2 separate regions of the Homo sapiens genome follow, and region 1 is linked to region 2. A link is an interaction called in ENCODE POLR2A ChIA-PET data of the cell type or tissue named here. Cell type or tissue: PC-9. All regions are shown on one strand. Each heading gives the region's core, and the rest is flanking DNA. Links, peaks and the distances in the headings are about the cores only.

Region 1 (5,389 bases), core at 98-5,097, 400 kb before region 2:
CAAACATATGCAAATATTTAATACTCCCCCCCATACTCAACATCCAGAAAAAACAATTATTAACTCACGGCTTGGTTTATTTCTACTCAAATCAAAGATGATTTTGGAGTTAACTGCAGACATCATATAATATCATTCAAAATAATTTCAACATATAGACTCAGCCTAAGGATTTAAAATAGATATCCATGACATCATTATCACACCGCAAAATAACTCCTTAACATGTCAAATATCTAGTCCATGTTCGCATTTTTTATAGTATATTTGAATTACGATCTAAGTAAGCTCCATACATTGCAACTGGTTACACCTCTTGCCTTTGTTTTTTTGGTTGTTTGTTTGTTTCATCTTCCACTAGTTGCTTCATTTTTAACCTTGGAATTTTTTCTGTTGAAAAAAACAGGTTATTTGCCCTGTAGAGTTTCCCCAGGGTAGATTTTGCTAACTGCATTAATGTCATGCTGTTCAACAAGTTTCTCTGTCTTCTGTCCTTCCTGTAAACTGTTAGAGCTAGAGCAGGGGTCTGCAAGCTACGGCCCATGGGCCAGATCTGGCCACGCTTTTTTCTTTGTTTATGGCTGCATCTGTGCTATGATAGGGAGCTGAGCAGAGGTGCCCGGCTGCAAGAGAGACGGTATAGCCTGCAAAGCCAAAAACAGTTATTATGTGGCCCTCTACGTGAAAAGCCTGCTGACCCCAGCTGTAGGGACTGATCAGATTCAAGTCAATTTTCTCTTTTTGTAAGAATATTTTGTAGAGGTGCCGTAGAGGGTGGTGAAATCAGTAGACGGTAGCTGACTGTCTCTTTTTGTGGTGTTAGCAAGCTACTTATGATGACCGCCTAAGTGCACTGTTTTATTAAGAGTTACCAAATGTGGGTGCTGTTATAATTCTAACTTTCCTCCCTCACTTATTAATTAGAATATTTATATAAAAAGAAGTTTTCCATAATCAACTACTTGGTTGCCCTGAGGTTTATTTTGTGTTACAAGGGCAGGACAAATTCTTCATTCATTTCCCATATCCAACAGTTTTCAAAATAATTCAAAATAGGTTGATTGACCAGAGGGTTCTATTTTCTGTATCACTATAAACTCGTGTTTTTCAACATACTTTAAGGGTCTCGATCCACTGCAAATTTATTCTTATTGGTGCTCAAAATGAGCCTCTTCACACTCGTTCTTAAACCTTCTGATACAACCCTACAGTCTTGTTAGCCTCCTTGCTTTCCGGTTTGACTAGATGTTTAGGCTCATTTTATACATCTTCTGTTCCAGATGGAATCAGCCACTTCTCCAGGGAGCTCTGGTTCCTTTTAGTGAGAAACAGTAGCACTGAGCACCCTTATCTAATAAACCCTAAATGTTTTAAACTGTGGAAATGCTGAGCAACAGTGATAAGGAAAATCCAAAGTCCATTTACACCACTCTCTGGAATATATCCAAATACTGAAATTCAAATTATGAGAGCCAGACTGGTGACTGTTTCACACCGATGGCTCAAACATCACTGGAAAATCAAATTATGAAAGACCAGCTGCTGACACTGAACGGGTTTGCCTCCCATGGCCATCTAGACCGAGGGAGGCTCGCTGGATGATGACAAGATAAAGGAGTCTGCTGGGCATTAAAAGCTGGGCTGGGAGAATCAAAGTGGATTGCCCTCGTGTGACAGCAGCGAGCCTCCTGAATCAAGCCCAGCCTAAAAATGGAATCCTAACAGTGCAGATGCCAGCGACAAACAACCGACACACAGCACGGCAAGGTGAGTCCCCGGATTTATCTCAGCCTCTCCCCTCCCCGCCCCTCAGTGAAAGCTGACACCTTCTCAGGCACTGGGAAAGTCTCGCCATCCTTCTAGTCTCTGTGTTGCTAGGATCCTGGTTCTTGGAACCTAAGGCCCCTTATTAATCTACAGGGGCTACAGCAGGTAGAGAAAAACAGCAGGTATGTTTTGTCCGAATCATGACATCTCTCAACAGCTTTTCCTGCCAGGGCTTCCCAAAGAAATAAATGTACAGGCCGGGCACGGTGGCTCAAGCCCGTAACCCCAGCACTTTGGAAGGCCGAGGTGGGCAGAGTGCTTGAGGCCAGGAGTTCGAAACCAGCCTGGCCAACATGGCTTAACCCTGTCTCTATTAGAAATACAAAAATCAGCTGGGTGTGGTAGCACATGCCTATAATCCCAGCTACTCCAGAGGCTGAGGTGTGGGAATCGCTTGAACCCAGGAGGTGGAGGCTGCAGTGAGCCGAGATTGTGCTACTGCACTCCAGCCCAGGTGACAGAGTGAGACTCTGTCTCAAAAAAAAAACAACAACAAAACAAATGTACAGGCAAGGTTTGTGGCTGCCAAACTGAGACTTCTGAATGGCCTTAAGTAAAATCGTGCTGTCCAGCATTCAGACCAAACATTTCTCATCAGTACTTTGCCAACACTCAACGGTGTTTGGCAAGAGGCATTCTAGAAACTCTTCAGGAGGTGAGCCATGGAGATTAAGGCTGTCTCTGTAAGATGACAGTAATTGTTAATGTACAAGTAATCGGGGTTAAGCCTCACATATGGTCTCTGTCTCTCAAATCTGTATAAGCATTACTGAAATAATGTCCACCAAGACCTGTATTCATTTTCCAAACATCTACCACATTTTCTTATGATACCAAATCAGGTGAACAAGCAAACTAAAGTACATCTTGGTTATCCTTGGGAAGTGTACTAAGTACTAGCAAAATGACTCAGCATCTTTAAAATTTAGAGAACAAACAGGAAATGCCAACTTATCAAGGGGACAGCAGCTTGGTAGTTTTAAAATGTGTTTTTCAGGTTAGTGGAGAAAGACTTAGAGACATCTGAATTTTTTCTTAAATTTTTGTCTGCCTTCAAAGTGTATGCTCATTCTATGACACTAATTAATTTGGCCAAAAAGGAACCTAAAAATGTTTAGGAAATACCTTTTCAGCCGCTGAAAAGTATGGCAGCAACATCCAAATGGTCCCTTCAATGAAAAGACACATATTTTATTATAAAGTACACTCTGACATCAAGTGCCTTTTATCCATATATTATCCATTCTGAAATCTCTTTGGGTTGATGGGAAAAGGCTAGGGGGAAGGAGGGGATTAGAGCTTTGTTAGCAGTCTGTCTTTTAAAATTCAAGATTACAGGATATTCATTCTATTTTCCTCTAAGTTTCCGGGAAAATTCACCTAAAGTTCAAATTCCAATCCTACTACCCATTAACCAAGAGATCCAAGGCAAGTCACAATCTTCATCCGTCTTAGCTTTGTCCTCTGCCATATTAGAAATCATATCTCAAGGGTGGCCATGGAAATTCAATAGGTGCAAACTGAAAGACATAGTAACCAGCCTAATACCTGGCTCAGAGCAAGTGTTCAGTAAATGCTGGCTCTCTTCTTCTGGTCCTCTTCAATGCTCAAGACCTGAAATACTCTGATTTGTATTTCAGCAACCATTTAGAAAGTCTCAAGGATCAAGCTAAGAAAACAGTCAAACACTGCTACCTTGATAAAGCCTTGTCTGTATCTTTATAACTTCCTTAGACTATTTAAGACTCAGAAATAAATTAAGACAATGCTGGTGCGTTTTGCCGTCTCTGTAAGAGAACTGAGGGGTCCATTACTGTGGGAATGGAGGGGGAGGGGTGAGTATGTCCCAGAAAACCTTTAATAGTGCTGAGATATGTTTTTCGGTCTGCTGACTCAGATCATTAAATCTGGTTTACCTATGTATCAAGTCCTATAGACTTTTCTTTTTGATATGTCTTTAAGACGTAATGGTCCAAATGGCTGATTTCCTAATCCAGCAACCAAGAGGTGACCCAAGACATTATAGTGACATTGACCAATGGTTCTCAATCTTTAAAAACAAGGAAGTACCTTTTTAATTTCTCTCTTCAGCAAGAGACATGGAAGTACCTTTTTTAGACATAAAAAATATTACACATAGTTCATGACCATGTTTTTAGTATTGGTAAAAATACATAAAATACAACCATGAATTCTTAAACATGTCAATAAAATCCAAATTCTTTTTATCAGTACCTAGATACATTTTAAGAAATCATATTTTGAGATATTATTTATCAATCTATAATCAAAACTGGGCCATGAACATGATTTCTCTGATCCTTTAGAATAACCCTGATATGCCTATGGGCCTCCAATTCAGAGACGAGAAACTAACACTCTCTGGATTCTTGCCAATTAAAAAATGAGTGTCAAGTGTTAGAAATGTAAATTGATTTTTTAAAAATCTTTTTTAAAGGCAATCCCTAGTACGCATAAATAATCTTAATAATGTATCTATCTATTGGAACAGTAATACCCCTTCTATCAATCAATCCTAATGTGATAATAAAAAAGATTCAGGTCCAAAAATGTTTACTATTATTTTCAGTAGCAAAAGTATTGCAATATTCTCTGCAATAAATAATTGCAATAGCAATTATAATTGCAAATTAAATCTCCAATGGAGGGGACACTGTGGGTGACCTTTTACCAGCTTTGTGCACTTATCTCCTAGTTTTTATCTGCTTTGTTGCTAATGGTTTATACCTGTTACCTCGGTCAATTACTAGTGGGAGTTGAAGGCCACTTTCTTGGTTGGCCCTAAGTGGTTGAGAGTTCACAAACACCACTCCCTCCCTGAGGACTAACAGCCATTGACTACTGGTCTGCTTGTTAACTGACTCTCCAGAGCTCCCCATGAGCTCTGAGTGTGGGACTTCACCTGGTATTTCTTGCTTGGTTTCTTCCCTTTCTAATTCCCACTTCTCCCCTTCCCTTACTATTTCAACTGGGAGCACTTCCTAATGAATCACTTGCACTTTATGCTTGGCTCAGGGATTGCTTCTGGGAGAACATAACCTAAAATGTCCAACAATAAGGAACAGTTAATGACATCCATCCAACACAATATCCTTTGGCTGTTAAGAACCTATCTCTGAAGAAAACTTAAAGACATGGTAATACATTCTGGATATATCTTAACTGGAAAAAAGTATGGTATAATTAACTATGTAAAAATTATACACAGGCACAAATTAGCCAGGTGTGGTGGCGGGTGCTTGTAGTGCCAGCTACTTGGGAGGCTGAGGCAGGAGAATGGCGTGAACCCAGGAGGCAGAGCTTGCAGTGAGCCGAGATCCCACCACTGCACTCCAGTCTGGGCGACAGAGCGAGACTCCATCCCAAAAAAAAAAAAAAAATTATACACAGGCACAAAAAAAGACTAACAGGACAGATATTAAAATATCTATATAGTTATTTCTGATGGTGGGAATATGAATATTTATTATTCTGTATACCGTTATGTAGCCTTCAAAATTTCTGTAATGAAATCACCACTTATAACAAGCATCCCTTTTCC
Region 2 (5,389 bases), core at 192-5,191:
GCAACATGAAAGATTTTACATTTCACATTGTTTTAACTCCTCAAATAAAATCCGGTAAGTGCCATAGGGAATAAAGTAGTGTACATCATTTTAATGAAATACTATGCAGCTGTAAAAACAACAACAACAAAAGCGGCAAGGTGCAGTGGCTCACGCCTGTAATCCCAGCACTTTGGGAGGCCAAGGCAGGCGGATCACCTGAGGTCAGGAGTTCGAGACCAGCCTGGCCTACATGGTGAAACCCCATCTCCACTAAAAATGCAAAAATTAGCTGGGCAAGGTGGTGGGCGCCTGTAATCCCAGCTACTCGGGAGGCTGAGAAAGGAGAATTGCTTGAACCCAGAAGGCAGAGGTTGTAGTGAGTCGAGATCACACCACTGCACTCCAGCCTGGGCGACAGAGCAAGACTCCATCTCAAAAAAACAACAACAAAACCACTGAAAGAGGCTGGGCACGGTGGCTCCTGCCTATGATCCCAGCAAGTTGAGAGGCCAAAGCGGGAGGACTGCTTGAGCCTAAGAACTCGAGAACAGCCTGGGCAACATGATGAGACCCCTGTCTCTTCAAAAAAAAATTTTTTTGATTTTAAATTAGCCAGATATGGTGGAACACACCTGTGGTCCTAGCTACTTGGGAGACTGAGGTGTGAGGATCACTTGAGCCCAGGAGGTTGACACTGCAGGGAGCCATGATTGCACCACTGCACTTCAATCTGGGCAACAGAATTAGACCCCATCTCTAAAAAAAAAAAAAAAGAAAGAAAGAAAAGAAAGAACAAACTTTGGAGATGTAGGAAAATGAAAAATGACTTCCCTCTACCCTTATAGGTTATTTGGCTAGGCTATAAGTTAAATTGACATAAGATAGATTAACAGAAGAAAAACCATATTTAATTATGTACGTGTACATGGAAGTCCCACAAAATATGAGGCTCAAAGAAGGGTATGAGACTTTCAGATAATTAAAGCTTCTATAGCATTGTGAGCTACAGAAAGGAACAGAAGCTTGGTGCATCTGGGTAGTGGTGAAGACACAAGTTATGGGAGGGTGAGAGGAGGAAATGTCTGGTGAATAAAGATTGTCTTGCTATGCCCTACGGTTAACAATAACTTATTGTATATTTCAAAATAGCTAGAAGAGAATATTTGGAATGTTCTCAATACAAAGAAATGATAAATGTTTGAGGTGATGGCTATCCCAATTACCCTGATTTGATCATTACACATTTTATGCATGTATCAAAATATCATGTGTACCCCATAAATGCATATAATTATTATGTATCCATTTTTCAAATAAATTAATTAATTAAAAGTCTCCCAAGTGATAAAAGCTGTCTCCAAGCAGCCCTCTTCCTGATACAGATACTTTTACCTAGAGAGACTTCCTTAATAGATGTAAATTTCTTCCATAGGACAGCTTTTCTGAGCTACTCCTGTGTCTGCAGTTTCTCAGAATAACCAGCTCAAAATATGCCAAAGAAGTATATTTTGGGGTGGCATATTCTGGTCTCCTAAGTCATATTTTGGAGTGATGTGTTCTCAGACTCAACAGAACTAGATCTGGCAACAGCTAATAAGGTTGAAGATTTACATAACCTGTACCTCAGCGCGTGCCCTCCCAGGTATAATCTCTGAAGAAATCCTCTGCAAATGCACAAAGGAAGACAGATTCAAGACTGTTTGTAGCTGCATTTATTGAAATACCAAAAAAAAAAAAAAAAAACCAAAGAGGCAGGGGTGAGGTGAGAGGACTCTCTAAAGGCATACTAGACAAGGCACAGTGGCTCACATCTGTAATCCCAGCACTTTGGCAGGTCAGGGCAAGTGGCTCACTTGAGCCCAGGAGTTTGAGACCAGCCTGGACAACAAGGCAAAACCCTGCCTCTACAAAAAAAAATACAAAAAATTAGCCGGGTATGGTGGTGCGTGCCTGTAGTCCCAGCTACCCGGGAGACTGAGGTGGGAGAATCACCTGAGCCCAGGCCCAGGAGGTCAAGGATACATTGAGTTATGATCATGCCACTGCACTCAAGCCTGGGCCACAGAGTGAGATTCTGTCTCAAAAAAAAAATTAAAATTAAAAAATTAAAAAATTAATGTACCCCAGTAGAAGAATAGATCATCAATTATATTATATTCTTACAGTAACGTATTTATGTTAAGGAAAATAAATGCTCCCCATTTTATTTCGAATGAAACTTGCAAACATAATGTTGAGTGAAATAAGCAAGTTGCAGAAAGTGCATACAGAATTATACCATTGATATAAAATTTGGAAATATGAAAAAACTCTCCAATGATTATAGATATAAACCTCAGTAATCAAAGAATAGAGAAAATCCTGGGGATGAGAAACAGCAAATTCAAGTTGAGGGTTGCCTCAGGTGTGTGTAGGGGAATAAGATAAGTGCATTGATAATACTTCTTTATTAAGCTGGGTAGTAAGTACAGAAGTACTCATTGTATGATCTTTTAGACCTCTTTGTTACGCACACACCTCAAAAGATGGGTTCATCACAGTGTTGAAACAAAAGCACGTATAGGATATGATTCTTTTTCCTATAAGAACTATATATGTGCATATGTATATGTGTGTATGATTGGTAAACATAGAAAAAAAGTCTGGAAGAATATCAGCCAAACTTGTATTCATAGTATATCAATAGTAAATACCTCTGGGAGATAAAATCACAGGGTCCAAGAGCAGGTTCATTTCTTACTTCCTATATTTCTGCATTATTATCACAGATAAATTACACATCTAATAAACACCATGTATTAGATGTGTAATTAAATAATAAATAATGCATGAACCAATTTGAATAACACATGAACTATAGCCTTCGAATCCCAGTTCTAATGTTTCTTAACAACTGCTGTGTAGTTCAGGAACTGGGCTAGATGCAGCAGATATCATGATTAACAAAAATTGATACAGCCCTGGCTCTCATGGTGCTTATATTCTGGTGGGAAAGTCAGATATTAATCAAATACTTCGACAATCCTTAAAGTAACATGGCACCTGTAGCAAATGCTAGACAAGTTACACAGGATTTGACCTATTCATGGAGGTCAGAGACCATCTTAGCAGAAGAAGCTTAAGCTGTGATCTTTGAAGAGGAGCAGGAGTTAACTGGGAGAAGTGGGCCAAAATCGGCCTATGCAAATGCCCTGTGGCAGGTGGGAGCCTGGTGGAATGAAGGGCTGGTTTATGTAACTGACGGTACCATGTGCTAAGATAGGAATTTCTTCAAGAACAAGTTTGGCTAGGGTATTGGCAAGAAGGCTTTTGTTGGAGGAGCCTCTGGAAAAATGCCATGTGATTCAGAATGCTCCCAGTAACCCAGAGAAGCAGCAAATCCAGATAATTACTGGACAGACAATGAGAATAGTTGCTAGTACTTATTGAACACTTAACTTTGTACCAGGTATTGTTTTAAACACTGATATATACTAATTAATTTAATCCTCACCACAACTTTATGAGGTAAGTACTATCATTATGCCCATTTTACAGATGAGAAAACTGAGAAACAAGTGGAAAACGGGAGAATAGAAGTTTTCATCATATGACATCTAGCTATGTAATGGCAAAAGAATCTCTAATTATTGTAGTAGAAAAAAGAATGAATATATATTAAAAAATATATCCTTTTTTTAAATTTTACCAAAAAAAATGGGATTCACTGAACTGGGAAAAATAGCTGTGTGCTCCTGGAGGGCTAAGATCATATCTATACAACCAACCATTGGCACAATGCCTGGCACCTAGTGGGCACTTCACAAATGTGTGCAGCCGTAAGGTGGGAGCTGAATATATATGGTGAATTTTCTACTTGATGCATTACATGACCTCTAGTCCCCTGATAGAAAAATGTTAGCTCTTTGTCCACAGTTTGAGTCGTAAGTCAACCATCATTAATCAGCAACAGCAATCCTCCCTCATGAGAAGTTTAAGAAATGATCCCTCCTGAAACAAACAAAACAAAATAACAAAAACAAAAATCCTTCCAAGGGTTTGCAAGAGAAATTACAAATGTTGTTATAAATGTTCACTTTGCTTTTAGACAAGTGCCTTTCCAAATTAAGGACTTGCATTTATGAAGCGACACATCTATAAATTGGTAAGGATGACGCCAACTGACTTCAAACCATAGACAATTTTTAAACACTTAAGGTGCACCTTTAAAAATAAGCTAGAAAGGGGCTAATACCACACCTCACTATTTGCCAAAGATGATGCTCCGTCAAAAAGTCTGGCTTTAATTACCACGTAGATTACAAATAGAGATGGACCGTCTCATGGAAAGAAACAAGGCTTCTTATGCCAACCTGTAAATCATTAAAGCCTGTTCCACATAAAGCTGACTAGTCAATCCAACCGAAACTAGCGTGCCTGGACGGGTCGGTTGGCCCTGCAGAGCCCGGCGCTTTGCTCTGCTCCGTCAGCTGTTCTTCTACTCCTAATGGGCCTCCATTCCCACTTTATATTTATATCCCAGCTGCTTGAAAAGGCCACGGCTGTGCCGACCAGACAGCGAAAATAGAAGAGGAGGAAATAACCATTCACATTAATAACCAATCCATTTTTAAAGCCTGAAACAGGAATTTTGGTCTATTCAGCTTCATTACAGAATTTTTATAAGACACAAACTGAGACTGTGGTTTCTATGGCTGCCTGGTACAAATATCTTGTGGCTGAGTTTTCCTCCAAATATGAATCATTTTGAAAAGCTTTCTAAAGTTATCTGTGGTATCTATTTTGTGGGATAATACATGAGAAAAATGGGGGCAGCTCTTGAATTACACACAGTCTAAATATAAACAATAATATTGCTCAAATACACAACTTTAAAAGCTGAGTTTGAACAGTGGGAAGAGAACTGGTCTGGGTGGGAAGAGGACCCGAGCTGGAATCCTCGCTGTGTTATGCACAAGGCCAAGTGGCTTTGCTCATTCCCAAAACAGGCCAGCCAGCTCGTGGCGATTAGTGAGATAATGAGCTTGCATGTCCCTGGCACAGGATCTGTGCCCGACAATGCTTTCCTTTCTTTAGCGTAGGCAATGTGTGTACTGAATTTCAGTGATTTCATTTGGTACTACTGTATGTGCTTGCTCCATATTTTTAATCCAACCAGTTCTGAGCGACTTTATGAGAACACACATTTTAACATAAATGCATTTGGATTTATTGTTCTTAAGTAGAAAGCTGAGTAGTTTCTATATAAGGGAAATCTAAAGCCTATAGGATAGAAATTATCTGTTCAGCAAAGTCTTACTTGAAGATTAAGAACAGGGACTTTTTTGCGGGGGGACGGGAGGGATGGAGTCTCCCTCTGTCACCCAGGCTGGAGTTCAGTGGCATGATCTCAGCTCACTACAACCTC

Evidence for each region. ChIA-PET counts read pairs that join two places held together with the same protein. Peaks named below come from ENCODE experiments on the same cell type or tissue, not always from the same donor. Only the 100,000 strongest peaks of a DNase experiment are listed, where the experiment ranks them.
Region 1: POLR2A ChIA-PET joins it to region 2 with 5 read pairs; 2 of 35 experiments call an interaction of 5 or more read pairs at or near these places.

The regions. Positions count from the first base shown.
Region 1 is chr2:224,007,391-224,012,779 of GRCh38, forward strand. The region is part of intron 1 of SERPINE2 (serpin family E member 2); the gene reads right to left. It overlaps LOC124907990 (a long non-coding RNA gene), which reads left to right and starts at 1,487. Exons shown (of 2, transcript XR_007088102.1): 1 at 1,487-1,767. RefSeq lists enhancers at 1,908-3,107, 2,032-2,607. In PC-9, for the core only: no CTCF peak of the experiment used is centred there; a DNase peak (open chromatin) is centred at 2,761; H3K27ac peaks cover 1,476 bases.
Region 2 is chr2:224,407,850-224,413,238 of GRCh38, forward strand. No RefSeq gene overlaps it. Among named protein-coding and RNA genes, the nearest start is that of FAM124B, 8.4 kb to the left of the region's middle. In PC-9, for the core only: no CTCF peak of the experiment used is centred there; a DNase peak (open chromatin) is centred at 3,244.